7 separate regions of the Mus musculus genome follow, and regions 1, 2, 3, 4, 5 and 7 are each linked to region 6. Evidence: chromatin loops called from intact Hi-C (ENCODE). Cell type or tissue: left cerebral cortex. All regions are shown on one strand. Region 1 has its middle 280 kb from the start of Gm6634. Region 2 has its middle 67 kb from the start of Gm6634. Region 3 has its middle 190 kb from the start of Gm23477. Region 4 has its middle 250 kb from the start of Gm23477. Region 5 has its middle 260 kb from the start of Gm6634. Region 6 has its middle 97 kb from the start of Otol1. Region 7 has its middle 29 kb from the start of Otol1.

What was found. A loop is a pair of places that touch in the nucleus more often than their neighbours do. Peaks named below come from ENCODE experiments on the same cell type or tissue, not always from the same donor. Only the 100,000 strongest peaks of a DNase experiment are listed, where the experiment ranks them.
Region 1: it touches region 6 in a loop (5-fold over the local background); 4 of 42 quality-filtered maps call a loop at or near these places.
Region 2: a loop joins it to region 6, with 3 times the contacts of the local background. A loop is called at or near these places in 2 of 42 quality-filtered maps.
Region 3: a loop joins it to region 6, with 2.3 times the contacts of the local background. A loop is called at or near these places in 2 of 42 quality-filtered maps.
Region 4: it touches region 6 in a loop (4-fold over the local background); 2 of 42 quality-filtered maps call a loop at or near these places.
Region 5: a loop joins it to region 6, with 4 times the contacts of the local background. A loop is called at or near these places in 2 of 42 quality-filtered maps.
Region 7: a loop joins it to region 6, with 5 times the contacts of the local background. A loop is called at or near these places in 3 of 42 quality-filtered maps.

Annotation. Positions count from the first base shown.
Region 1 is chr3:71,090,154-71,094,153 of GRCm38, forward strand. No RefSeq gene overlaps it. Among named protein-coding and RNA genes, the nearest start is that of Gm6634, 280 kb to the left of the region's middle. In left cerebral cortex, no CTCF peak of the experiment used is centred here; no DNase peak of the experiment used is centred here.
Region 2 is chr3:70,872,079-70,876,078 of GRCm38, forward strand. No RefSeq gene overlaps it. Among named protein-coding and RNA genes, the nearest start is that of Gm6634, 67 kb to the left of the region's middle. In left cerebral cortex, a CTCF peak has its summit at 2,209 (motif pointing right); DNase peaks (open chromatin) are centred at 1,674, 1,969 and 2,268.
Region 3 is chr3:70,420,504-70,424,503 of GRCm38, forward strand. No RefSeq gene overlaps it. Among named protein-coding and RNA genes, the nearest start is that of Gm23477, 190 kb to the left of the region's middle. In left cerebral cortex, no CTCF peak of the experiment used is centred here; DNase peaks (open chromatin) are centred at 1,732 and 2,358; H3K27ac peaks cover 953 bases.
Region 4 is chr3:70,480,422-70,484,421 of GRCm38, forward strand. No RefSeq gene overlaps it. Among named protein-coding and RNA genes, the nearest start is that of Gm23477, 250 kb to the left of the region's middle. In left cerebral cortex, a CTCF peak has its summit at 2,296; a DNase peak (open chromatin) is centred at 2,295.
Region 5 is chr3:70,542,239-70,546,238 of GRCm38, forward strand. No RefSeq gene overlaps it. Among named protein-coding and RNA genes, the nearest start is that of Gm6634, 260 kb to the right of the region's middle. In left cerebral cortex, no CTCF peak of the experiment used is centred here; DNase peaks (open chromatin) are centred at 1,899 and 2,986; H3K27ac peaks cover 1,018 bases.
Region 6 is chr3:70,102,366-70,106,365 of GRCm38, forward strand. No RefSeq gene overlaps it. Among named protein-coding and RNA genes, the nearest start is that of Otol1, 97 kb to the left of the region's middle. In left cerebral cortex, CTCF peaks have their summits at 1,747 and 2,537 (motif pointing right); DNase peaks (open chromatin) are centred at 507, 1,060, 1,253, 1,741 and 1 more place; H3K4me3 peaks cover 1,383 bases; H3K27ac peaks cover 1,598 bases.
Region 7 is chr3:70,034,233-70,038,232 of GRCm38, forward strand. No RefSeq gene overlaps it. Among named protein-coding and RNA genes, the nearest start is that of Otol1, 29 kb to the left of the region's middle. In left cerebral cortex, a CTCF peak has its summit at 1,555 (motif pointing right); DNase peaks (open chromatin) are centred at 1,597 and 2,023.

The DNA of each region.
Region 1 (4,000 bases), 990 kb after region 6:
GTTTTTCCTTCGGAACTTCCCAATCCAGGCCTTCATTGTCTTCAATTCTCTTGATACTCTTATATTCCAAACTTCCGTAGAACAACTCACCACTCTTTAAATACTCAGTGGAGTTCTATGTGAAATCATGTCCCCCCAATATCAGAAGCTACACAGATAAACTAATTGGACAAGGGCAACACAAGTCGATATGTCAAAGTAGATGTGGGAAAGCCCATAGACTTCAACCCTGAGCAAAGTACTATAGACAGCATAGGAATACAGAGAGTAGGAGAAATGGGACTCTCCAAGGAAAAGCACATTGATCATTTATCTAATACCAAATTGTCATTCATGGAAACATACATAAAATAACATATGAAGAAGGATAAGATTATTTTTACACATATATTTTGGGCATATATATGTAATAGTAAATAAAAAACAGAAGCCATGACATGGACAACAAACAAGGAGTATATTGGGAGCGATTGGAGGGAAGTAAGGACAGAGAGAAATGATGGAATTTCAATATAATCTCCAAAATTGAAAATTTCATCACTTATAAACAGCAACAACAAAATTAAAATGTAACACTAGCGTTTGGGGATTTAGCTCCATGGTAAGGCACTTGATGAACATGCGTCTGCACCTGGAATCTATACCAAAATTAAATGCATGGTTTAGATGAGCTCATGAATTCCTGTTTGTTTTAGAAGTCAGTTAGTGATCCCTGTTGGAGAATGATAACTGAAAAGAATTAATAGTATGGCACGTGGTGTCCTTGGCTTGTGGAAATGCCTCCATCTTCACCCCCCTGCATGGATTCCTTTGACTGTGAATTCACTCATAAAACCTACTTTATGAATTTATCAATGCTTACTTCAAATTACTATTAAATATAGCATGAACTGCCTAAAATTGATGAATATTCTGGTAATTAAAAGGTGTTTTCTAAATAATCATATCAAAATAAAAATAAAGACCAGATTTGGTAATAATGTTTTTAATTTAGTCTGAGAATTTTATACATCAATACTATATTTACACCATTCTCTTCCTCTCTTTCCACCTCCAAATCTTTCATGTGTCTCTCACTTTGTCTCAGAGTTATGACCTCTTCTTCTATAATTATAGAACCACAATACAACCACAACCTATTGAGTACATTCATTATTGTTTGTAAATACATGCATATCAGGGAGAAAACCAATTATTCACCTCAGAGTAGAGATTGATTGCCTTCTACCAAGTGGTGGGGCCTTGTAAAATTAGGGGTGGGATCTTGTGAAAGTTTCCCTCCCCACCTTGGCATGTCAACTGGCATTATTGACATGCTGGTCTTATTTAGACAACCATATTCCTGGGGTATTGTAGATACATCTTCTCTGACATATCTAGAAGTCACTGTAGGCCAGCAAATGTCTTGGTTCTCTGACTCCAAAATCTTTCTGCCTGCACTTACATGACTTCCCTGAACCTTGGATAAAAACATACATTGCAGATGTGTTACTGGGGGTGAGGTATCTTATTGTGACTTGTTTTCAATATTTTGGCTAGTTGTGATTCTTTAAAATAGTAGCTATCTACTGAAATGCGCTGTAACTTTAATGAGTCACACTTATCCATGGTTTTAAATATTTATAATATTGTTATAAGGTATATTGACATAAAAATTAGCCATAGTTTATTTTCTTCTAGAATCTCTGATCTGTCCAGCCTTAGATTGATGGCTGAAATTCTAATAGAGAAGAGGTGATTTCTAATTGATTTATTTTTTCTTAATTGAGAAAAATTAATATATTGTTATGAAAAGGTCCAGAGAAAATCTCACAAAATTATTTAGTTGTTAATCATAATAATTCCAATATTTATTTAACAGTTACAGTGGTTTCAAAATTTTAAAAATGTGCCAAATCAGTTACTTTTCAGGGTATACACATTCAGTAAAGGGTAAATTAAGTTTGAAGCTTCTATCTTCAGTTTATTTTGTGTCTTACCCACCATTCTCTTTCGGATTTTAAAGTAATGGAAATGACTTTAGTAATTACAATTCTGATGTAGGAGAACTGGAGTGAGGTCCATGACTGAGTAGTTCTTTAGGAGAGTCTAATACTGAAGCCCCACAGACAACACTTAGATTCTCCCCTCCCCTCCCTTGCCCTCCCCTCCCCTCCTTTCCTTTTTCTTTTCCTTTCTTCCCTCTCTGTCTTTTTCTCCCTCCCTCCCTCCCTCCCTCCCTCCCTCCCTCCCTCCCTCCCTTCTTTTCTTTTTAATTATAGTTTTACTTATTCACTTTACATCCTGCTCATTGCCCCTGCCAGTAAATCCCACCTGAGAATCCTTCTATCACCCCCTTTTCTCTTGTCCTCTGAGAGGATGTGGGCTCCCTTGGTATCCTTCCACCCTGGAAAATCAAGCTAGGTGCATCATCTCCTACTGAGGCCAGACAGAACAGCCTAGCTAGAAGAATGTATGTCAAGTACAGGTAATAGCTTTTGGGATAGCCCTGCCCCAGTTGTTCAGGATCCAAATGAAAACCAAGCTGTACATCTACTACATATGGTGGGGAAGGGTGGGCACTAGCTCCAGCCCGGGTATGTTCTTTGTTTCAGGCTCTCTCTCTCTCTCTCTCTCTCTCTCTCTCTCTCTCTCTCTCTCTCTCCTTCAGATTTCACTCCCCTTCCAGTCCACCCTCTGACCTTTCCACATCCGATACCTCCTCCCTGCCTCCTGTCTCCATCAGGATGTCCCCACCTCAGCACCCACCCCACCAAACCGCCAACCGCCAAACTCCCTGGGGCTTCCAATCTGCAGCAGGCCAGGCACATCCTCTCGAACTGAACCCAGACCAGCAATCCTCTGTTTTATATGTGTTGGGAGTCTCATATCAGCTGGTGCATACTGCCTGGTTGATGGTTCAGTGACTTAGAGATCTTGGGATTCTAGGCCAACTGAGACCTCTGATCCTCCACAAGTTGGGCCTCCCCCTCAGCCTCTTCCAGCTTTTCCCCAATTCAATCACTAGGGTCAGTATTCTGTCCATTGGCTGGGTGCAAATATGTGCATCTAACTCCCTCAGCTCCCATTGGGTCCTGCGAAGGGCAGTCATGATAGGTCTCCCCTCATCCCCTTGTAAGGGCCGGGGGCCGGGGTTCTTTCAATAAAACACTTTTTTTTTTTTTTTTTTTTTTTTTTTTTTTTTTGCTATCCATGATACATCACACATGTTTCAGGTTGCAGTTCAAAGAGTTAAATTAAGAAACACTCAGAGTTTGTTCTCCTTTGGAAACTATAAAGTTTAGTTGGAAATTAAAGAATGATGATAACCAACTCTAATGTGACTTAGTGTTCTACTGGTAATGCTAAGCACACATATTCAAGAAAAAGAAACTTAATATGTTTTGGTTATACGATTAAAATGTCATCAGCTCTGCCTTCTCTACTTGTGCAGAGTTGAACGTAATGAAGGCAATTTACACAGATAGAAAACACACATAAACTAAGATCATTCAGTTGTAACATGTTTGTGTATTTAGTACTTCTAGTTTGCTTCTCTCAAAAGTGGTACCACTCTGTGAAGACTGATATAGCTAAGGCTTTTAGTTCTTAATAAACAGTTCAATCTGTTATAATAAGATGCGACTGATTTGCATAAGTTTATCATCTTCTGTTAAGAGGGCTCAGCCTCATTTTCTAATGTTTGAACAAGTTTATATTATAATGAGTAAACATTAAAAAAATTTAATCTACTGGCAATATATTTCCCAAAGAAACACATTTCAGCTCTAATCACAGGATATTATAGATATCCTGCAATTTCTATTGTCTGAATTTCAGTCTAATTTTGTAAAGCTTATTACTGAAATGTGGATGGTTTACTAATTTGTACTATCAAGAGTTTTCTTAATTGGACAGATATCTTATCTCACAGCCAGGGTATGTAATTTTCTGTAATAAACTAATCAAAGAAGGCTAACATTTTAATTACCAGAAACAAATTTTTGGTCATTCTCAAACA
Region 2 (4,000 bases), 770 kb after region 6:
AACACAGAAGTGGATGCTCACAGTCAGCTATTGGATGGATCACAGGGCCCCCAATGGAGGAGCTAGAGAAAGTACCCAAGGAGCTAAAGGGGTCTGCAACCCTATAGGTGGAACAACAATATGAACTAACCAGTATCTCCCGGAGTTCGTGTCTCTAGCTACATATGTATCAGAAGATGGCCTTGTCGCCCATCAGTGGAAAGAGAGGCCCATTGGACTTGCAAACTTTATATGCCTCAGTACAGGGGAACACCAGGCCCAAGAAGTGGGAGTGGGTGGGTTGCGGAGTGGAGGGGGTACCGGGGACTTTTGGGATAGCATTGGAAATGTAAATAAAGAAAATACCTAATAAATAAAAAAGAAAGAAAACAATGGAAAAAAAAAGAATTTCAGCTGGGGAGATTACTCAGTGGGTAAGCATTTACCACACAGAGTGTAAGAACCAGAGTTTGAATCCCCAGAACCTATGTAAAAGCTGTACAAGTATGGTGGATATTTGTAATATTAGGGCAGAATGGAAATACAGGCAATCTACAGAGCAACATGAATAGGTAGGTTAGACAGATTCATGGTCAATTGGTTCAGTGGAGAACAATTTAGCTAGATATCTAGTGTCAACTTCCATTTTCTACAAGCATGAACATACCCACACATGTATTAGAACACATTTAATGGACCAAAGCACATTCAAATACAAATTTATACATGTATGTATACTGCCACACAAGTATATACTGACAAAAAAGTTAGATATTTGGGCTAGAAATCTGCTTTCATGTTTTTAGTCCCAGGGTCTGTGGGAACTGACTGGGTAATTTTTTTGGAAAAATAACATACAATGATAGGCATATAATATGTGCTCACTGAAAGAATTTTGAAAACTAAGATTTCCTAATAAACTGTTAAAGGAAAGACTATGTTTTAGGAGAATGGCATGCCAGCAACAATCCTCAGAAATCTTTCCATGCCATCAGACAAATGCCAACAGAATCAGACAGGATAGGCTGTTTAGAGACTATGAATCCATTTCCTGGTGTATCAAAAATGACAAAAATAAGACAAGAAAGTGCTTGTTTCTGGCCCAGTATTGTTGGTTTGTTTGTTTGTTTGTTTGTTTGTTGTTTTTTATTGTCCCTACAGGCAGGACTGTGTCAGAAACCAAAGAAATTCTTTTGGAAACGTTTACGGATCATAACATTTTAGAAGAGAAAATATCAAAGTCTTGGGTGATCTTTCTGAGGACAGATTGTGTCCCTGGTGCTCTGAGTATGTTTAGTCTTATGCTTACTGGTCAACCAGCTTTTAATTATTTGACTCTATCAAAAGCAGTGACCCCTAATTTAGACTTTCTAGGAATCCTGCTTGATTTCACTTGTTTTCTACTGCTTCTATTTTATTCATTTTAACCATGCCTTAAGTTATATGATACCATCACGTGTTATTGGCTATATTTTGAACATTACTTCAACTTTCACCCTTATGGTTCAGATTCTAGGACATTAGTCAGTTCTGCCTGTGCCTTGTTAAAATAAGCAACTGCACTAAGTCAATGACAGTGTTCTGTGTTAACTGTTAGCATCACAGGCTTGCCAGCATGGCATCTATTATAAACCTTGTGCCAGTCTCAGGAGATTGTTCTGGAAAGCTGTCAGGCTAAATGCAGGAAACCATTTTGTTTGCGGCTCGGAATTCCTGCAGTTGCTGACTATGCACCAGCAGCACAGTGTGTGCTGGCATTGGCCTTCCCTCTGGGTATAATGTTTTGAGTATTGCTGCCATTTAAATTCTTGAAATAGAATGGAATGGGTCCAAGTGGCATGATTGGTACAGGCAGTACAAGTTTATTAGAGGAACTGGGGTTTGCCCTAGGTCTTGAAAGAACTATTACTTAAGTCTTAAACAATCTCTGTTGTTGTGTGAAAGCATGAGGTCACGGCATCTGTTTCACGTTGGTAGTGATGCTGAAACCATGTATAGATCTCAGTGTGCCGAATGTGTGATTTAAGCTTCCTGTGCAAAGCTTCTTATGCTGTCGTTCAAAACAGAACAAAGGCACACGTGGATTTGATGATCATGTTCATACTTAAGCAATTCAATATTCAGAGGTTTATGTGGAGCTGCTATAGTTCTGTTAAATGAACTCTCATTTGCCAATGTTGGTTGTTGTTTTTTTTTAAGTCTATGTGAGATGCTTTCTTTTGGCACAAGATGGCATACTTTAACTTCAGAATCCTGATCTAATCACAACAAACTTTCTCACTGGAAATGGAAACCAGCCAGCTCCTCAATCTCTCAAAGCAGAAACCAGACCTACAAACAGAAAGGGAAAGCAGAGACGCTTTGCAGCAAAGAAGGAACTTGAGTTATGATGGGGGTGGGTGGCTTGCCGAATATGTGGGTGGGAGGCAACCTTTTATTTAATAAATTTGAATTTAAAAGGAAAGTCAATGTTTCATTCTACTTATATGATGAAATGGCTTTCATTTTAAAAGTCATGCAGTTCTTATAAATACCATCAAATTGTGGAAAATGCATTATTATGAATCTAAAATTTCTGTTGTAACGTACGTATTATGCTGTGTGATTAACTAGTTACTATTGTTGGCTACATTGTTTCTACTGTGGGGTGTGTGTGTGTGTGTGTGTGTGTGTGTGTGTGGTGTTTACCTCTGATAAACAATTATTATCCTGGTCTCTAGCCAACTCCCCTAGGAGTTGGCTTCTGTTATTTATATGCACTGGATAGTTTCCGTATCAGTGAACCCTATTACAGCATACCAGTGTTGTCTGGTGCTACTCAGATGTAGTCAAGGGAAAGAACATTGAGTGGTTTTAATTTAAGATGCAGTGGATTATCTGAGTCCCTCTCAGTTTCATACTTAGCTGAAAGTATTGTTAGCACATGGCAACTCTTGTTCTTCATTTTACTGAATGATTTCTGGCATGGAAATGTATATCTTTGGGATAATTTTTTATGCAAAAATGTGACTGTCTGATAATTTCAATTTCTAAGACAGGTATGCACTGTACCTTATTGTTTATAAGGAACATATAATAATGTAGTTTAAAAAATAATGTAACAATCACAACAAGGACCAGCCATTATTCATATATCATGTAAAGATTCACAGTATTTCTATACATATCCTTTTCTTTTCAAAAGTGCTAAGTGTGTTACTTAACTAATGAAAATGTTATCTCTGCTTTTCTCAATTACAAAACAGCTATAATGGTTTCTGCTTTACCTACTTTATGTCTCACACTCTTTCTTTCTCTCCCTCCTTTAAGTCTTTACACCTACTGTTATTAGGCCTTAATTGCAATAATTAAATCCACTCTTGCCAGTGCAAGTGGAAAGAGGATTGTATAGTGATATTTGATATCTTGTAAATTTTGTGATGGCAGGCAAAGCTGGAAAGAATTGTTACTCATTGTGCTCAGCCAAAAAGACTGGCAGCAGCAGTAACCATCATATTCCAGGAATGTGCTGCACAAAGCTACTGGTTTGTGCTGCCTCTGACCACTCAGAGATAAGTGTATTCTACTAACTTGAACACTCAGACACCATTACTATTGTGACTACAATAGAATACAATTGTTCGACACTGCCAGAGTTTCACATTACTTTATTCAGTATATTTATTTCAGGAAATCAAGAAGACTTTGGAAAGGGAATCACAGTATCACAGCAATGCCAGCAGTGAATCTAGAAAAATACAACATTGGAGAATCGGCTGTTCAACATGCCAACTGTGACACTGTGTAGAGATGGCTAAAGAACTATAGGCAGTTGCCCTAGGTTGCTTTCTGCTGCAGTAATAACACCATGACCAAAGCAACTTGTAAAACCGAGGCTTGTTTGTCTCATAGCTTACAACCCATCCCTGACAGAAGTCAAGGTAGAAACTCCAGCTAGGAACTGAAGGCAGGAAATGAAGCTGGAACCCTGAAGAAAAGCTGCTTAATGTCTTACTTGCTTTCTTATTCAACCAAGGAGTAC
Region 3 (4,000 bases), 320 kb after region 6:
TGAGTTCCCAAAAAACAGGCCACTGAGCTATGAGCACTCCATCTGTTTTCAAGTTCAAAATTCAAATGTTCCAATGATTCTCTCAAAAACACGTGATCAGGTCCATCACTGTGATCTCTCATGACCTGGTATCTGTTTCTATCTTGGTGAGGATTTCTATTGTTGTGAGAAAATACCATGGCCAAAAGCAACTTGGAAAGGAAATGGTTTATTCAGCTAACACCTCCACATGAGAAGAAAGCTGGATTGGGTACCTAGAGGCAAGAGCTGATGTAAAAGCCAGGAAGGGATGCTTATAACTAGCTTATAACTAGCTTGAACCTCCTCATGACTTGCTCAGCCTGCTTTCTTACAGGCTTTCATATAGCATCTTACAGCACCAGCCCAAGGGTGTACCATTCAGAACAACCAGGGCCTTCCCACATCAGTTATCTATCAAGAAAATGCACCACAGGCTTACAAAGGATAGTCTAGTGGGTGAACATTTTTACAAAATGACTCCAACTTATGTCACATTGACATAAACTAACTAGCACATGTGGTATATGTGAATAGAAAAAAATGGAATCAATAACGTGTGAAATAAAATTTAAAGAAGAGTTCATTGAGCTAAATGAAAAATTATACTTCCTAAAGTGACATGTGACAGCACCTTTGGCAGTTGCCTATGTCAAATTATTGTCTTTGGGGAACAGGATAATCTTTGTGACAAGCGTTACTAGCTTCAGAAGCAGATGAAAAAATTTCTACAACTCATTTTGTTTTCTGACTTTGTAAGTGAGTAATATCTCTGCCTTACCTATGGTGGGTATCAAAATAGAAAACGTCTAAAGAAAGTGCAACAACTTCTTAAAAATAAAAATGTGGCATTGATGTCTTCAATCAACATATCTTTTGGGTTACTTCATCCAAAAGATTTACTGATACATAAGAAATGAACAAAAATGAAAACTGTAAATATGTTTTTGATTAGCAACAATTGACAAAAGGCAAAGCCATTATAGGTAGAATGTTTTCATACTTAGGAATCATTGGCCACATATACATATTTCACACCTTGCCATTACCTCAAATATCTCTTTTGCTGGAAAACTGATTTGTTGGGTTTTAGTACCCGCTTCCTGGGACAGGTGTTCACCAGGTACTTTCTTATTATGGACTGTGTTTGAATTACAAACAATATCTTCCTTAAGACTCTTAGAAAAGGAGACTTTCTGTGTGACACAGTCTGAGGGCTTCCTTGCTGGGCCTTCCCTGTTCCTCTTTCAGTATCTCAGTCCCTCACTCTCTTCTCTTTTCCCACCTTCCTGTCTTCTTAGATCCACTCTTCCTCCTTTCTTTCACTCTTTTCTCTAAAGTGGACATCTTGTACAGAGATGTTCCTTTTCCTTTCTAGCAGAGTGACATATTTAAAAATACTTTATTTACTTTTTATTATTTATCATTTTCTGGGCTTACATAACAAGAGAGACCTTCAAAGTATTAACCTGACCCATATACAAGCCCATTTTACTTTTACATTAAGCTAGCTGAATTAATAAATGTGACGAGAAGATAAGGCATAGATGTTAGTAGTGTTTTATCCTCTGGAAAATCCTCAACAATAAGTTGCATTGAAATCTGGAGTGTGAGGTAAATCAGAAAACTTAGAGCTTTATAGTTCAGCCTCCAAGATGCATATGAAGCAATTGCAGCTATAAGTGATACCATCTTCAGAGTGCAGCAGGAACAAGTTGAACATTTTCTATTTTCTCCTTGGCTGGATACCAGCTGCCAGGTTTTGCCTTTTAAAAACTCTAAAGAAAAAAGACTGTTTTATAGAATTTAGGAAACTAAGTGATTTTTCTTTATTGCAAGGAAAGGAAATATTTATTATATATCATGATGTGGTGGGTGGAGGAATTAGTTTAAAAAAAAAAAACCACAAATTTCTTTGAAGAATAGAGATGTAAGAATATTAAGGGCAAAACCAGAGTTAGATCTCAGGGGAACTTCCAAGGGGTGCTATTCTACCCTTTCATATGACTTGGAGGTATTATTGTTATTAAGGTATTAATTTTACTATAATGCTAATAGCTCAGAATATAATATAGCAAATCCTTTTGAGAGTGTGTGTGAGGTCAGTGGACTAAAACTTGCAGTTCTTTTACAATGATTCTGACAAGCAGTGGGAAACCTTTCCTGTTCAAATATATTTCTGACTATTGTTTATCACTAATTCCACTTAAAATTTTACTCTTGGACAGGGGAGAAAGCCAAATATGTCAAAGGACTGCTTTAAATCCCCCAGAACTCATGTATAAAAAGCTAACTAAATGTGGCTACACGTGTCTGTGAGTCAAGTCCAAGCCCGTGGGCTGTGGAGAAGGGACAGGAAGATGAATGAGCTCACTGGTAAGCTGGCCTCTTCGCTTGGTGTGTCCCAGATTTAGTGACAACTTTGTGTCAGAAAAGAAGGAGAATGAATGCCTGAGGAAGTTACCTTATATTGACCTATGGCCTCTGCATATATGCATATAAACATGCATGCATGCATACACATGCATTACACATAAAGCCATATGCACACAAAATTCATAATTTCACATGCTTATTTAAATGAATACCCTGGCATATCAATTTAACAATGGAACACCATGTACTGTTATCCTTGAAGCATAACTTCCAGTGTCAACTCCAAAGTGTGCTTCACTTTAGTAGATTCCAGAGAACTATGGGATTTCTCCCCAGCATTTTTGTTTCAGGAGTCACAGAATGTTACTATGTATCACTTCTGTGACTTCAAATTCTCTGCTGTTCTGGGCATGTTGTCTTTTGAGCTTATTTTGATGTTGTCAGTGAAAGGTCCTGGAAGAAGAAATTTAGCTTCCATTACAGAATTACAGAGTTGTTCCTCAGCAAAGAATGTTTAGCAGTAATTTGACCTTCGTCTCTTTACCAGCTGATCATGTGAATCAGAACAGGTTTCTGCAAGGTTATTATCAAGTTTGAAGTGTTATATTTACACTGTTAACCTCCTTGTAACAATTAAGGTTTTAAGTATGAAAGACTTTCATAAAGATTCTTTCACTGGTCATTGTGAGAGAGCCCTAAATAGGGCTAATAGCTCCCCTTTTTGTTGTTTTTGCCCTTTAAAGACATCTCTCCTCTTTCTGGTTACATCATAACATTCATACACATATCTATTGTCTAATCTATTAATCACAGATATGACTATACTCATGACCTGGCATATTTACTCTCTGTAATGCAATTTTGCTAAGAGAGTAAAATATAGTAAAGAGCTGACATGAAAGCATAGCACTATGTATGGGCTATAACTTTGGTATTCTTAGTAACTTGAGGTGGTATGATAGAGTCATCGCTATCTGTAAGAGAATAAAGGCCAATGTGGGGTCCAACTTCTTTTTCCATGTATCCTGTTATCTTCTTCCCAAATGATGGATCCTGAAAGAACTTTATCTCTTTGTCTGTATAGTCCCTGGGACTCCCACAGCTCTCTATGCAATAATTTCTATACTGTAGTTTGGTCCTTAGTGCATTGATTTTCATACCAAATCCAATTCATAACACTCTAGTCCTGCTGGAGTAAGCATTTCTTATTTCCTGATTTTCTTATTTTCCTGACACAAACTTAGATAAAAAGGAGAAATTTAATAAGAAATTGTGTGACATTACACCATATTTTTTCAAATTCAGATTGTCCTTAGGTGTTACTTTTAAGAGGATTCTGAAACACACAATGTCCACTTAGATTAGAACAGGGTTACAGTAACCCCTGCTAGATCAATGTAGTAGTACACTACACATTCATAATTGCAATCTCATTTGTTGAATTTATTTCATAATGTTCAGGTATTATGGTGATTATTTTGAGTTTTTTTCTACATGAAATTAAAATTAAAATCTGTTTAAAGTTCTAACATATCAACATTAGTAGGCACATCATATTGTCCAACATTCCTTCACTCTACTCTATGATTTTAAAGTATTACAGAAC
Region 4 (4,000 bases), 380 kb after region 6:
AGTTGAACAAAGATTTGTAGTACATATTATAGCAGACAATCGTAAAAGGAAAATGCCCAGAGGCCTTAGGATTAGGCCCTTACTAATTATTTTCTGAAATAAGATGGCATTGATAACTTTATATCTCACCTCTCTTCATTATGGTGTTCACACTGGGTGGATAGATTTACCACTTCAAGAAATGTAATCTTTAAAAATCTTGTGAAATAATTTTAAAAATTAAAAATATGGTGTTTAGTCATTACTCATAATTTAAGAACAAAATATAACCTAACAATTCAAAAGCTTCCCTAGCATGATTCACATTCAATATTCCTTATAGACCAGGTCATTTTTTTTTTTCTGCTAAAATTACACTACCTTTGTATCCATCGATTTGGGAAGGTCTAGCTCGCTGTGAGTGCAGGCATCTCTGGAAAGGTGAGACTAAGTTATATAAGAAATCAGACTGAGGGTAGCGGGATAGCCAAGTAGTCAAAGAAAAACAACTGAACAACCACGGGAAGCCAGCTAATATGCAAGGCTCATCCATGTTCTGTGCTTTAGCTCCTGCCTGACTGCCTTAGACTCTTGTCCTGGTTTTTCTCGGTGATGAATTATGAGCTGTAAGATGAAATAAATCCTTTCTTCCTCCTTTTATTTCCTGCCTTTGGTCAAGGTATTATTGTCATAGCAACAGAAAAACAAACTAGAACACATTTTTATTTTATTTTATTTTATTTTATTTTATGCCTTTTGGTTAAATTATACTATCCATTTGTAGTTTGTTGTAGTCAAAGAAATAAAATACTTAATGAAAACAAGTGAAGAATAGATAACAAAGTTTCTCATTTTTACTTTGAGTGATTTACAATTAACCATAATTGAAGGGTAGAAATGGAGGAAGGAAATGGACATGAAGGGTGCCCATGATACCTGAACCCAAACCCACCCAAAACTTCATGACTTGGAAGTTGGTGATAGTTGAACAGACACTTAATGTAAAAGCTGTGTTAAGGGAAAGTCATCTTATGCAAAATTGCTATAAATGCAATAATCTAATATTTTTTTCTGTGAATAGAAAACATAACATTTTGATAAGTGAAAATATTGAATAGATTAATCACAATGGCTTCCGAAATTAACAAGTATCATTAGCACCCACTGAACTATCTGATTGTGACATGCTCTGTTTGCTGTGCATTTGCACTGATTTTCCCTCTCAATCTTCCAATAGCTGTATGTTGAAAGTGGATGTTTCTCTTTCCATTTCTCATTAAGGGAACTGAGATTTCATCCCTGACTGGAAAAGAATAGAACCAGGAATCACAGCTGTCAATCTCACTCTGTAGCTCTCACTCTGATCAATGTTTTCCCATATAATATTGGGTTTTTTGAAATCATAGAAATATCTAGATTGGAAACAGGCAAGGCATATACCCAGCTATGTCTGGTGAGGACTAAGGTATGATTTCTACAGTTCTAGGAGACGCTCATTTTCCCTTTGACGGAGGGTGGACCAGTGTGTCCATCTGTTATACAACTGAGGGCTGCCACTTTCTACTTTCTGGTCTAGATCTCTCAGGAGTCCAAAGGTTGAAAAATGAATGAATGAATGAATGAATGAATGAATGAATAAATGAATGCTCAGACAATGATGCTGGAATTTACTGCTTTGCTTGAATTCAGACAGGAGGAGATGAAATTTGGGGCTCTTTGTGGCTTTGGATGAAAAATGAATAACCAGGAGGGAACATTCACCCTGGTTGTCAGGGAGGTTGATTTTAAAATGTGACTCTATTCTGCTCAGAGGAGACAAAAATATGTTCAAGGACTTATCTATGATATCTGCAGATACAAACCCAAGAGTGAAACAGAAGTAAAATTTAAGTAAAGCAGTGGGGAAATTAAAACATATTAAAACAAAACAAAACAAAACAAAACAAAACAAAACAAAACAAAAAAACCCTTTCAGCCAGGATGCATCATTACCCAATCCTTAAAAACAATTTGTTTTATAGAATCAGAACAAACCCCTGAAATTGACTTCTAGTCCCCCTTTTTTAAAAGGAGATAAATTGATGCTGGGAGCTGAAATGCTAATATTCAGCCTGATAAGTGTGTTTGCTTCCTGACAGACCCCTTGGAATGGGGTTTGTTAAAATGAATGCGCCGCATTCACAGGAACAGTGGCGAGGCTGGGTTCTTCTGGCAGTAAATCCAGCAATTCCATTTTGACTGGGATGTTTATCATCTCACCACTTCTGCGCTCTGTGCTGCGGAGGGGGTGGGGAAGGAGGCTGTAGTTCAGCTTGCTGGCTGCTGGTGTCATCCCATTACCGCAGAATGGAGACGGTGCCTGTTTCTATTTGAACATTTAATACATTAGTCTGTAATTTTTGTCTTGGAGGTAATGAGGCCTGACAGCTTTAGCTGGTGCATGCTAACAAACCCACACTGGTCTCTTTGAAATTCTTCGTTGCCAAAATTCATAAAGGAAGAAAGAACTTTCCGAAATGACAGTAAACATGCTTCATTCTGTAAGACACTATGGTTAACGACCTGAAACACTGAAGTGTTGTTCTGAGCTATCGATATACTAATTTGAGCTGTATTAAAACTGCTGATGATGTGAACGTTTTTGCTTTTGTTTGTTCATTTGTTCATTGACTTATTTCCATTTTTCCTTGGTGTGGGGACCTCAGGGATAAAGGATTTAATTCTCATCGTTTGACAATGGTAATTATTGTGGTGACCATGCTGCGAAGAAAGCTCTTCCAATGTTTTCCTTCATCTCCAAGAGTAAACGAAGATAAACAAGATGGTTCTTAGAAAGGTTGGATGTCTGCATAGCAATGTCATTTCACACACTGGATCAACTGCCACAGACAATAGGAGACACTCTCTGTCCTGAGGAGCCAGTCACTGGAGTCTCCTGCATTTTCTGTGGCAAGGTACAAAGGACAGTAACACAATTGGGGAAGCTTTGGAAAAGTTATTTTTAACACCATGCTGACAATTAACTGGTTCTTAAGCATAATTAATGAAGAAATCCACGGTAGGAATCATTTTTAGCTGAAATTAGCTGACAACCCAGGGCTCGTGGAGAGCTGCTGGCATTTGAAGTGTGGACTCTTGCCAAACTTGTGACAAATGCATTTTCTAGGTAAACTCCCTTTTAAGTACTCTTGTGCCCTGTCAGCTATGGCATTAAAAAAAGAAAAAAAAGAAAAAAAAGGAGCCCACTGTTCAGACACAAAGCACCTCTTTTTTGAAAGCAGTTCAATCCTGAATGTAATGTCTGTAAAAAGGAAGACCAGAAATAGAAACAATGAACAGAGGCAGGTTCGAGAGAATGCCATTACCATTGAAAATATTGAAATTGCCTTCGTTAGATTAGACATATTGATATGAGCCTTAGGAGAGATCTATTGTCTTTTAATTTATAGATTTATTAGTTACCATTACTGATAGTAAGAAGCTATCTGACCCCATGGAACCGAAATTATAATAGGTCATAAACTGTCAGGTGTGGGTGTTGGGAACCAAACTCAGATTCTCAGCAAGAACATCAAGCACTCTTAACTGCTAAGCCATTTTTTCTGGCTACTGTTAGTTATTTTAAGCGACGATAAATATCTTTAAATACCAAATTCGCTTGAACAATAGAGAAAAATAGGAGAGTCAAGTCATTGCAAGTTTAAAGGTTAGACATATTTTTCTATGCTCATTTTGAGTTAGGTAGTAGGGTACTGTGCTATGAACTTTGTGTCAAGGTCAGAGAAAAACTTTAGAAAGTCAGTTCTCTTTTTATACCATTTAGGTCCTGGGGAATAAAACTCAAATCATTTTAGTGATATATGCCTTTAGTCCCATGCTTCAGGATATAAGTCTTTTGCAAGGAAATAGAGCAATTAAGTTAATCAGGTAAGCAATTAAATTATGTAATAAGCGAGTACATTTTTTTCTAATAGAAAATATGTTTGGAGAAGATGATTTGCTATGTAATCACATTTCCCAT
Region 5 (4,000 bases), 440 kb after region 6:
CACTATGTTCGTAGTGGCCTTATTTATGATAGCCAGAAGCTGGAAACAACCTAGATTTCCCACGACAGAAGAATGGATACAGAAAATGTGGTTCATTTACACAATGGAATACTACTCAGCTGTTAAGAACAAGGACATCCTGACTTTTGCAGGCAAATTCATGGAACTAGAAAATACCATTCTGAATTAGGTAACAGACCCAAAAGGTCATGCATGGTATGTACTCACTAATAAGTGGATATTAGCCAAAGAAAAAAGAAAAAAAATCCCATGCAGAATACACAAGATATAGTCCACAGAATTCAAAAGACTCAACAAGCTGAAGTGCCCAAGTGAGGATGCCTCAGTCCCACTTGGGAGAGAGAAGAAAGCAATCACAAGTAGGAAGGGAGGACAGGATGGACTTAGGAAGGAATGTGGACAGGGTTGGGGGGCAGTGGGGGGTAGAGGGAAACCTAATCTGGTATTGGGTGAGGGAAAAGGACTGAAGCCCTGAGGGCCACCAGAAAGAATGTAAACAGGCCACCTCAGGAAATGGGAGGTTGGGGGGAACTCCCAGAATGCACCAGATACCTGGGAGGTGAGAGACTCTCAGGACTCATAGGGAGAGCCCTTTGATGAAATGTCCAACAGTAGGGAGAGGGAACTTAGAGATCCCAACTTGAGCCTGCTTTCTTTGTGAACCAAAGGCTACCAGCCATTAGGCCACACAAATCACAATGGGCTGGCACTCTTCCATTATCACCAATTAAGAAAATACTCTAAAAGCCTGCCTACAGCCCAATCCTACAGAAACATTTTCTCAACTATGGCTTCTTCCTTTTGGATGACTTTAGATTGTATAAAACTGACACAAAACCAACCAGAAAAAATGACAATTTTATTAATTTTATATTAAAAATTAAGCAAAGAAAAGGTTGAGTTATAGCAAACCCAACTGACCTAGTTTTCCAAAATGCTTAAAAAGTAGATCAACATTATTTATATTTTGATCATCTAGACCATGATTAGTATTGACTTAAAATATATTTTCCTCAAGTGAAAATACATTTAATATTAAGGATAGAATTTTCTTAGGTAAAGAAAGAGCTCAGCAACATATTCACTATGTTAACAATATTTATTTTGAATGATCAAATTAATGGTAATCATAATTTCTATTTATTTCCTCTTTGCAGTACTATTTTCTCCACCGTGAAATTTTATTACTTTAACAAGAAATTCACACACATAAGCATAAACACACGCACACACACACACACACACACACACACACACACACACACACACCTACTTCCAACATTTCATCCTTGACTACCAATGCTCAAATTCAATTAAAAAGGATAATTTATTTCATTGAACAACTACTTACTGGTTCCCTGGTCCAGTGTGTTGGAGATTCTGCACTAGAAAAAGCAAATATTTGTTCTTGGATTCATGTAAATTTGGTAGGATGGATGATAATGATACATTTAATGAGAAAATAAAGTCATATTGAAAAAAGTAAACATTGAAGGGAACTGAACAGAGAATAGTCACAGGCAGACACTCTCCGGGTGTAGTAATCACTGAAGGCTTTTCACTGGTTTTTAAATGTATTCAGGGACTTAATTTTGAGCACTCTGTGTGTTGGAGAAGGGAGGAAGGAGGGAGGGAACAGTGGAGGGAGGAAAAGAGAAGAGGAAGAGGGAGAAGGAGAGGGAGAGGGAGAGGGAAAGAGGCTTCATGTATATGTTTATAGAGAGAGACTGTGGCTAATTTAGATTGAGCAAGTGAGAGTGGAAAAAGATGATTCACAGAAGTAGCCAGAATCCAGATCGTCACAGATATGGAATGCCATTTTTAGGTTTTGAGAGATAAGTGGAAACAATGTACTGTGGAAAATAGCCTGTCTCTGTGCAAGAATAGATGCAGATAGCACTCTAGGAGGTGGCAGCTATTATAAGGAAGAAGTAACCTATCTAGGCAGCAGAGTTGGGGAGAAAAGACAAATGGTGAGCCAGGAGATAAGGGTGGATGCTTTTAGTCAAGAATATTCCTAGCTTAAAGATCCTGAGTACCTTCCTAGCTTAAAACACTTAAAAGTAGATTGCTATTTTGATACTCCAAGGCTTATTGGTCTGTCTGGGATGCACTTAAAAGCAGGAAAAAAAAAAAAGCAGAAAATTTGTCTTTGGAGCCAAGTGGAAGAATACCATGATTTTGATGTGCACTTATTTGTACGTGTGGAATCATTCTCTTTGCATTTTTCTCTAAGGCAGTTTTGGGGATGGAATCCAGAGCTTTGTCCATACTAGGAAACTGTTCTGCCACTGAGTTACATCCGCAGCCTAGAACTAGTTTTTAAAGATATTTCAAAACAGATATTTATATTTATCATTTCTTTTTTCATGTGATTCCTGTGAGTCACAATCAACATTGACAATAATCTGAGCTATCTGTAAATTCCAGTGTGAGCCTGAGTCACTGTTCCTCAGCTGGGAATTTGCCTTTAGTGAAATGATATCACAATACAGGTTTGTACTTAATTGCAAACAAATCATCAATGGCATATAATGATCTATTGCAATCGTCAGACATAAAATTTAACACTAATGAAGTATTTCGGTGAAGCAGATCCTGATGTTAAGGTCAAAATTTACCAAAAGTTAAGATTTTTAGTTGGGACTTTATAGGATGACACCTAATTACCAACTTCATTGTTTTTTTTTTTTTTTTTTTTTTTTTTTTTTTGAATGATGCCTTTTGGCAGACACAGCTGAATCATAAAGTAATAAAATGAACTTTGAAGGCCAGCTGCAGCCTCAGCTCTTCCATGTAAGGTATAAAACATTTGTCATTTTCTTCCCACAAATATCTTTAAGATAATTGCTATTTTGGATGCAGGTTGTTGTGATAAATGACACCCTCTCCTCTTCCCTTCCTCTTCAGAAGAAAGAAGTATACTTGAGTGGCTATTTACAAAGCAGAAAGTAAAGTGACTTACATGGTTGTTTGCATTTTTTATGAGAAAAAAATTACTAAGACTTTGGCTGGCTTTTTTTAGTGTCTGCTTTTTGCTCCAATGGTGATTAGCATAGGAAATGATGTATGTAATCTTCATTCAGATTGTGTGTACATATGGTTCAGAACTAGAGACTGATAATCTGGAATGCAAATCATAGTGAGTGATTTGGTCTCTGCAAAAGTAATCTGCATAAAGTCAAAGGAATAGCAAGTTTGTAAAGTAGTTCAGTGAATATATATATATATATATATATATATATATATATATATATATACACACACACACACATATATATGTATATATATATTTGCTCTATATTTCAGAATTTCTTTTATTTAGGCTAAAATAATAAAAGCTTTATTTCTATTTTTTATTAAATAGCATCTTCTAGTAGTAAATTGTAGCAAAATATAGGGTTGCTATAAGTTTTTGAAATTATAATTACATTATTACTCCTTCCCTTCCCTCCTTCAAACACTCCTGTTAATGTTGTCAGTGTTCTCTTTCAAATTCAAGGACTCTTTTTCTGTAGTTGTTATCGTGTGTGTGTATGTGTGTGTGCGCGTGTGCACTTGCATGTGTCTTTGTGTATGATAATATATATATATTCCTAAATACATTAATACTTTTCATTCTCTAAAATGGTAACTGTTCACATATGATTTAAGGGTTGACCACTTATATTTGGATAACCATTTATGGGGCTCTTCTCAGCGTAATATTATTTTCTTCCTCTTCCATCATTCTATACTTGACCATAGATTTGTGTCTAGGATTTGAGTGCTTCCCCCCAATTGTGTCTTGGTGGCATTGTTGTTTAGACCTTCATTATGCAGCTATATTGATGAGGCTTTGTTGTGCCCACCTCGACCCGGCAAGGAAAATGCATCACGGTCGGTCAGATTCTTCTCAACAGCTTTATTCCAGGAATGCCTCGATGCTATGGAACCCCAGGAACCCAGGGAGGACTTATATACACCCCAGCACTGGGGA
Region 6 (4,000 bases):
GATGCTAGGACCAACCGCTTTCATGACCACCTCCTCCACATTCTCTCTCTAGCTTTATGGGCACAGGCTTTAAAGTATGGAGAAACTGAAGCAACGCTAGCTTCATCCCAACCTTTGAAAAGGCCTCTGCGATGCTTACATTTTCAAGAGGGAATGTAAACTGATGTAGAAGCCGAGGGAAGTTCCCCTAAGGGTGCCGAGTGCCAGGGAAAAAACCCCAGTTTCCCCCACCTCCCGCTCTTACTAGAGGGCACATTTGAGAAAGCTGACTGCAGCAACTCTGCTTGCTGGCCAGATCCTTGGCAAAGGCTGATGCTGGCTGCAGCCAAGAGCTGTGTGAGGTTTCAGGACCAGCAGAGGTTTAATAGCACATCCCCGGGTAGCGCAGGTGCCTTGCTGTGGCTCCGGGACATGTGGGAACCACGAGCAAGACCTCTGCATTGGCTACCAGTTCCCAAGCACATCTCTCTCTAGAGCGCAGCCAAGGTCCACTGTGCCAGGCCAGATTGTAATATCCAGCCTCTAACCGATTTTTCAGGAAACACCTTCAGTGGGTATGGGTAGAAAAATCATCTGAATGTCCTTAAGGCAAGCAGGCAGCCTGCTGTGTGGGCTGTGCTCCACAGCCCACACAGACTTGTCTGCAGCAGATTCTTCCCTGAGCTGTCACTCCTGGAAATTTATGCTGCACTTTAGGTCCTCCCTTGTTTGCGGTACCAACTATGGATGCAGCCGCTTGACTCCTCATTTTGCAGATGAGTTGCTTTGAAGACTGGAATTAAAACACAAGTGTCTCATGAGCTCGTAGCCATGCAGGAGCAGGAGGAGCAGGAGGAGGAGGAGGAGGAGGAGGAGGAGGAGGAGGAGGAAGTCTATAATTGGAACTCATCTTCATTTTCTCTCCCTAACTCCCCTTTCTCCTCTACTGTTTCCTTGGTCCACCCTGACTACATCTGTCCTTAGATGATTTTGCTCTGACCATGTAGATTCACTTTGGTAGGAAGTGTAAGTATTGTCTCTGTCAGTGCTGTGCGAGGAAACCTCTGCTTCTAACTTCTGCTTCACTCCAGTTTGGTAGCCATTGTAGAGAATTCGAAAGGACGCGAGGTTTTAAAATTTTGCCTCATTTTAATTCTCTAGGTTGAAATAGAAATAGAGGAACTTGTTACTAAATTTTATTGGATGGTAAAGCGTCATGGATCAATCCACTCATTTCACACCAGGCTCAGGGAGGCGATTTGGACTCATCCCCGGACACACAGCAATTTTTCCAAGCCATTCAGAAAGCGAGTTAGCAGCTTTCGGCCACTAAAAGAGTATTGTGGTGGTCATTGTTACTCTGGCACAATGCTAAGACACATTTTTTATTAGCATGCTGTAATTGTAAAAAACAAGCTTCATTGTGACAACTTCATAATGCAAAGCATGTATCATGGTGATATTTGACACTTCGTCTTTCGGCTCTGTTCTGGCTGGCTTTCCCTCCCCCATTTCCTGTTTTAGTCCCCTTGGCTCCTTTGTTATCTTTTTCCTTTCCTAGTTTCTCTATATAAAGAAAAATGCCAACATACTGTTGTTAAACTCTTGCATCTTAAAAAAAAATGAACCAAACCAGAGAACGCTAAAGTAAAATCACATATTGTACCATGCTGCTTCTCTGTATGAGAAAAACTGGCTCATCTAAGGGGCAAACATTGGTAAAAGCCAACCTGCTAGTCCACAAAGGGCCCTAGGTGGCGCTGTTGTATAACTTCTGAAACTGCAAAATTCAAACTCAAAAATCGAAAGCGACGGAAACCCACTTTTCCTATTTCTTAACTGTCCACCTCTAACGGCTTACTCTTTTATGTCCAGATCTTTGAATATCTTACTTCCCGGTAGAAGGGGAAATAAAATTCTCTCTGTGGATGCACAAAAATAGAATTCCTTATGTATGTATGTAGGTAGGTAGGGGGAAAGCCCGACTGCAGTTGTGCTTTAAAAATATCTTGAGGCATCATGCAGATGAAACCCTCGAGGAAGTTTCCACATGTATTTCTAAGTGCGGAAGGTGAAATCCTGCGGGGATGTAGCTCACCAATGCTCAAGGGCTGTCCTCCGAGAAGACGTTTATTGCTAAACACCATCTCAGATTCCTGAAGTCACGAGGCTTGGTCAGAATGTCATTTTTGGGAGAGGCCGAGGCCACACACTTTGCAGACTATCAGTACATCCAGGTTACAGGCAAGGTTTGAGCGTACGGTTTCTAGTACCTAAAGGGTACATCCAGAGTTGTGTATAAACAACCCACTAACTTAGCTCGGGGAGCCCAGACCTAGAATCTTTTTTGGTAATAACGCTGTTCTTTCTCCAGGAGAGGACACCTCATATAGACATTCAATAACGCCTTGTACCTTGTAATTCCCTTAAAAGTTAATGAACGGGCTAAAATGAATTTTAATAAGTGCTAATTAATTGCAGTTTGTCTTCCGATTTGAAGAACAAAGGCACCCCCGCAGTATTTGGCGGTTTCCTCGGTTGTTTTGAAACTACTTAACAGCAGATGGCAGTGTTGCTCTGTACGTGGCCTGCGGAGGCTTGGCAAGAAACTTCCCACAATCCTTTTCCAGCAGAACTCCACAAAGAGATGCACCCATGATTAAAGCCTAGATGGAGACAGAAAGCAGGGCACAGGGAAGTTCACAAAGTGAACTCAAAATATGGGGGTAATTTCATCCTTGTATGATTTAGTTGAATCAAATTTTACTGATGTGCATCACAACCATGTATTTAAATTACATGGCCAAAGAATTTCAAATAATGGGCATTCTGTGTGTGTGTGTGTGTGTGTGTGTCGGGGGGGAGTGACAGAAAATGGGGAGATAGGCACAGATGTTATTATAACATATTGTGTATAGATATTTACATATACTAGTGATCCAACCAATCATGCATCCATTCATCCATCTGTCCATCTGTCCATCCATCCATCATCTGTGTCTACCAGTCTACCTACCTATCATATATATGTATATTATATTTATATACATTCATTCATTCTGAGGATGACCAGAATTGCAGTCCACGTGTGAAATCTTTAGGTTCAGGCGCATCACTTAGGCGCTCAAGCTGGAATTTTCTCGTCTTGGGAAGAAAGTTATGAACTAAGGGTTTCCAGCATCACCTCTGACTTTGACATTTGTGAAGTCTGCGAACATTTCCATATTCTCTGGCACTTTCTGCACCTTCAGAGTTGACCAAATAAACTCTTGTCCTTCAAGTCACACTGACCTGGGTGAAGTCACAAAGCTGGATTATGCTCAATGTCATATCTTATTTGGCTTTTGGATGCTATTTAGCAAGACTCCTGTCCAAATGGCAGGCAGTGGTGACCAAGGCAATTAGGGAGATTGATTTAGCATGCATGATTTCATTTTCTGCTTCCTACGGTGAGAGATGAAGGGCCTAAGATAACCAAATTGGACTTAGCCAAATTTAGACATCAATTTTTCAGATTGTTTTCATGTTGCAACAGCACTTAAGGTAAATTTAAACTTCATTATTTTTTAAAATAACTTTTTTCAGAAGAGTTTTCCAGGTATGTGAAAATCACTTGTCCCTTCTAAAGGTTTCTTTGTCTTTTCTACATCAGTTTATTGTTTAAAAAGATTAAAAAAATGCATCAACTTTTCAAATAACATTATTTTTTCTGAGCCTCTTGTGTATTTGGTGTTCTGTTACACCAATCTGTTCATTAATTTTAGGTTGGTTCATTTCACTGCTGTTATTTTAATGTCACATAGAGACATTAAAATGCCACCAAATAATAACCTTGAACAAAAAATATGTATGGCTGAAACGGCTCTGATATTTGCTGGATATTGATTCCCTAATTGGATTAAAGTCTGTCTTTGACAGGATTCCAAGAAAGCAAGAAACAGCTCATGATTCAAAACTGACTGGACCTCATCCCAGTGACCATGGGTGATGCTCATTCATTCAGCAAACTCTGATTGAGGGT
Region 7 (4,000 bases), 68 kb before region 6:
ATTAGTAACTGGGACCCGATGAATCTGAGAAGCTTCTGAACCAAGCAAAGGATACCATTAGCTGGACAAAGCAGCAGTCTACAGAATGGGAAAAGACGTTTATCAATTGCACCGTCGATAGAGGACTAATACATAAAATATATTAAGAATGAAAAAAATGCCCATCAAGAAAACAAATAACTCAATTAAAAAATGAGGCCCAGAAGGGAACACAGAATTCTCAAGGACTGAAATTCAAACGGCTGAGAGACACTTAAGGAGATGTCCAATAACCTTAGTCATCAGGGAAATGCAGATGAAAACTACTTTGAGATTTCATTTCACACCAGTCAGAATGGCCAAGATCAATAAAACAAATGACAGCACATGCTGGCAAGGATAGAAGGTAAAAGGAATAGTCATCTATGTCTGGTGAGAGTGCATATTCATACAGCAGACATGGAAATCAGTGTGGTGGTTCCTCAGGAGGCTGGGAATTGATCTACCTCAAGATGCACGAATGCCCAAAAGACTCCACCCTTCTACAGAGACACTTGCTCATCCATGTTCATTGCTGCTTTATTCATAATAGCCAGAGATTGGAAACAACCTAGATTTCTAACAGCAAATGAGTGGATAAAGAAAATGTGGTACACTTACACCATGAAATATTATTCATCTGTTAAAAAAATTCAAATCATGAAATTCAGAGGTAAATGGATGACACTAAAACAAATCATATTAACTTAAGTATTCCAGATCTAAAAAAACCAAATATAGCATGCATTGCATTCTCTTATATGTGGGTTTTAGCTTTTAAGCCTTTTATAGGCATGCTACAATCCATATAATCACAATGGACAGAGTAAGGGGCTATATAGTGGCATGGTGTTGTTGGAAGTGGGGGCTACATGGAGGGGGGTCTGAAAAGGGCTGTAAGAGAGAGAATTTGAAAATGGGCAGCTAATTCTAGAAGACATTTGGGGGTCACATAAAAATCTACTATAGAAATAATATATGAAAGAAATCTTAAAATACATACATATATGAAAGAGAGTCACCAAATCATGGGAGAGACAAAGCTGCACCAAGTAAAACCTGATTGAGGTATTAGCTAAAGGGGCCCTATAGGAACCTGTGGGATGTGAAAGGCAGCCTGTTTTCTGGTTGAGCTGGGTCCCAATGCTGAGTGGGGGCCAGGGACATGTGCTCCTATTCCTAACCTATAACCTGTCTTCAAGTGTCAACTGCTGGCAAAGGAAAAACTCGTTCTCTCCAATGAAGTCTCAGCGGGTACACAGACCACACTTAAGGGCAGACCCCATGACCTATAGTAGACAGCTTACACGAAGTGAACTCAATGGTAATTTTGGAGATCATTTTGTCTCATAATTCTTTGTTTGGCCATTTACTACCTTGCTTGCCTTTTGCTGATCTATAGTGGTTTTCAATTCTGTTTGTGTGTGTGTTTTCTTTTCCTGTTTATTGTTCTATATATAGTGTCAACATATTAAAACCCGATTAAAGAAGGTTGATAAAGTCCAAACCAGCAAGGCAGTAGGAGATCTCACCACAAGGTGGGGCTCACAGACTGTCTCTCAGTGTCCATTTTTCTCTTGTGAGGAGAAACTCAAATCTCAGGAGCCCTAAACACACATTTTGCAAGGCAGATAAAACGACAAAGGCTTTACTACCAAGGACCTGTTTTATATTTTGTTGCATTTCAGAACGCCACATGTTTTTCTCCCTCTGCTGAGACATAAGGCTTGGACAGATCTCGAGTTGCAGTGAGAAATTTATAACTAAAGAAAAGAAGCTGCTGTTCTGGGAGAAGGTTCTACATGTTCCTGTCTCCCACTCTTGTACCAAATAGGTCATTCTGAGTCCTGGAATATGATACTCACCGTAGTGTAAACCCACTTACAAAAAAGCTTTTAAAGTGGGATAAGTAGACTAGAGGTTAAAAATGTTGTAAAGCTTGAAAGGATATTTGTAGAGGGCAAACCTGAGAGCAATGCACTGTGTACAATAAAAGTGGGAATGAAGGATGCTGGACATGATGGAGAAGTCTGACTACTGTTTCTTGGGTATTCACTTGTGCCTTGTGTAGGGCTTTGTGGGTGTGAGGCATCTTGAGGGATAGCTGTCACTTAGGTGGATTGAAGGGTAGAGTGGTCAAGCAGTATGTGAACAGACACAGGCCGGAGGTGGGGAACCATGGACTTTGCTTATTGAATCCAGAAATCACACGCACTCTTAGGCGGCAGAGTGGCACATGATTATTTAAGTCTGGCTGTTTAAAAGTTAGCAGAATGGAAAGGGAACTAGCCAGGATAAAAACCTATTTATTGTTGTTTGATATATAAGAATTACACTGAGACGAAGGTTCTGTGCCTAAGTATAGGGGAATTTCAGGGCCAGGAAGCAGGAGTGCGTGGGTTGGGGAGCGGGGGGAGGGGGAGAGGATAGGGGACTTTCAGAGGGGAAACAAGGAAAGGGGATAATATTTGAAATGTAAATAAAGAAAGTATCTAAAAAAGAAAAAAAAAGACTTACACTGAGTCTAGTAGAGATCACATAGGAAATTTGCATTTCATGATCTTCCCCTGAGGTAAGAAATGTACTCCATAGCATCTCACTTATTTTGAGCTTGAGGAAGATGCTGAGGATCTTGGACTCTCAGTTCTTTGCTCCTTGTATATTTATTGATTTGTTTGGGGTTAAGGCATACTAGGTTCTGTACTCGGTATGGAGGATGAACCACCAAGCAACACAGATGAAGAAAAACCCCTCTATTTTCATAGAGCACAAAAAAAAAGAAATGAAACAGCTAAGTTTTTGGTTATATAGCATCCATCCTTAGAGGATGACAAATGCTTTTGGGGAAAAAAAATGAAGCAGTGAGAGGGTCTGAGAGTGGAAGGTGGTAAAAAGGGGGCTTAGAAGAGGTGTCAGTGAGAGAGTAATGTTTGGGTCAAACTGTGGAGATGGCAGAAGAACAAGTCTACTTGGGAAAACACGATGGACATTAAGAATTTGCAAAACACAAGAAAATCAAGAAGAGGGAAGACCAATGGGTGGATACTTCATTCCTCCTTAGAATAGGGAACAAAATATCCATGAAAGAAGTTAGAGACAAAGTTTGGAGCTAAGACAAAAGTATGGACTATCCAGAGACTACTCCGCCCAGGGATCCATCCCATAATCAGCCACCAAACTCAGACACTATTGCATATACCAGAAAGATTTTGCTGAAGGGACCCTGTTATAGCTGTCTCATATGAGGCTATGCCAGTGCCTGGAAAATACAAAAGAGGATGCTCACAGTCATCTATTGGATGGAACACAGGGCCCCCAATGGAGGCGCTAGAGAAAGCACCCAAGGAGCTAAAGGGGTCTGCAACCCTATAGGTGGAACAACAATATGAACTAACCAGTACCCCCAGAGCTTGTACCTCTAGCTGCATATGTAGCAGAAGATGGCCTAGTCGGCCATCACTGGGAAGAGAGGCCCCTTGGTATTGCAAACTTTATATACCCTAATACAGGGGAATGCCAGGGCCAAGAAGCGGGAGTGGGTAGGTAGGGGAGCAGGGCTGGGGGGAGGGTATAGGGAACTTTTGGGATAGCATTTGAAATGTATATAAAGAAAATATCTAATAAAAAAATCCTAAAAGAAAAAAAAAGATAGTATTCCTGATGGAGGAGTCTGTCTAGCACAGAGGCCAGGTAGTCTATAGTGGCAACATGGGCAAGGTCATGGGAAGTGGGATAAGGTCTAAGAGGCAACCAGGGTCCAAACTGTGTAGGACTTTTAGGTTCATGTGACCTGAGATTTTACCCCAAGTTTGCAGATATGCAATGTGCTTCCTCATCTCAAGGAGAAAGTAGATACCCTATAGCGGGATTGTTCTTGACAGACAGGCTCCATTTGTTTGTTCTTTGAGTGCCTAGCACAGCTGTAGTGCTGCCTCTCTTGAGGCTATGTCCTTCCAAGAGAAGGCTAAACCCAGCAGCTCAT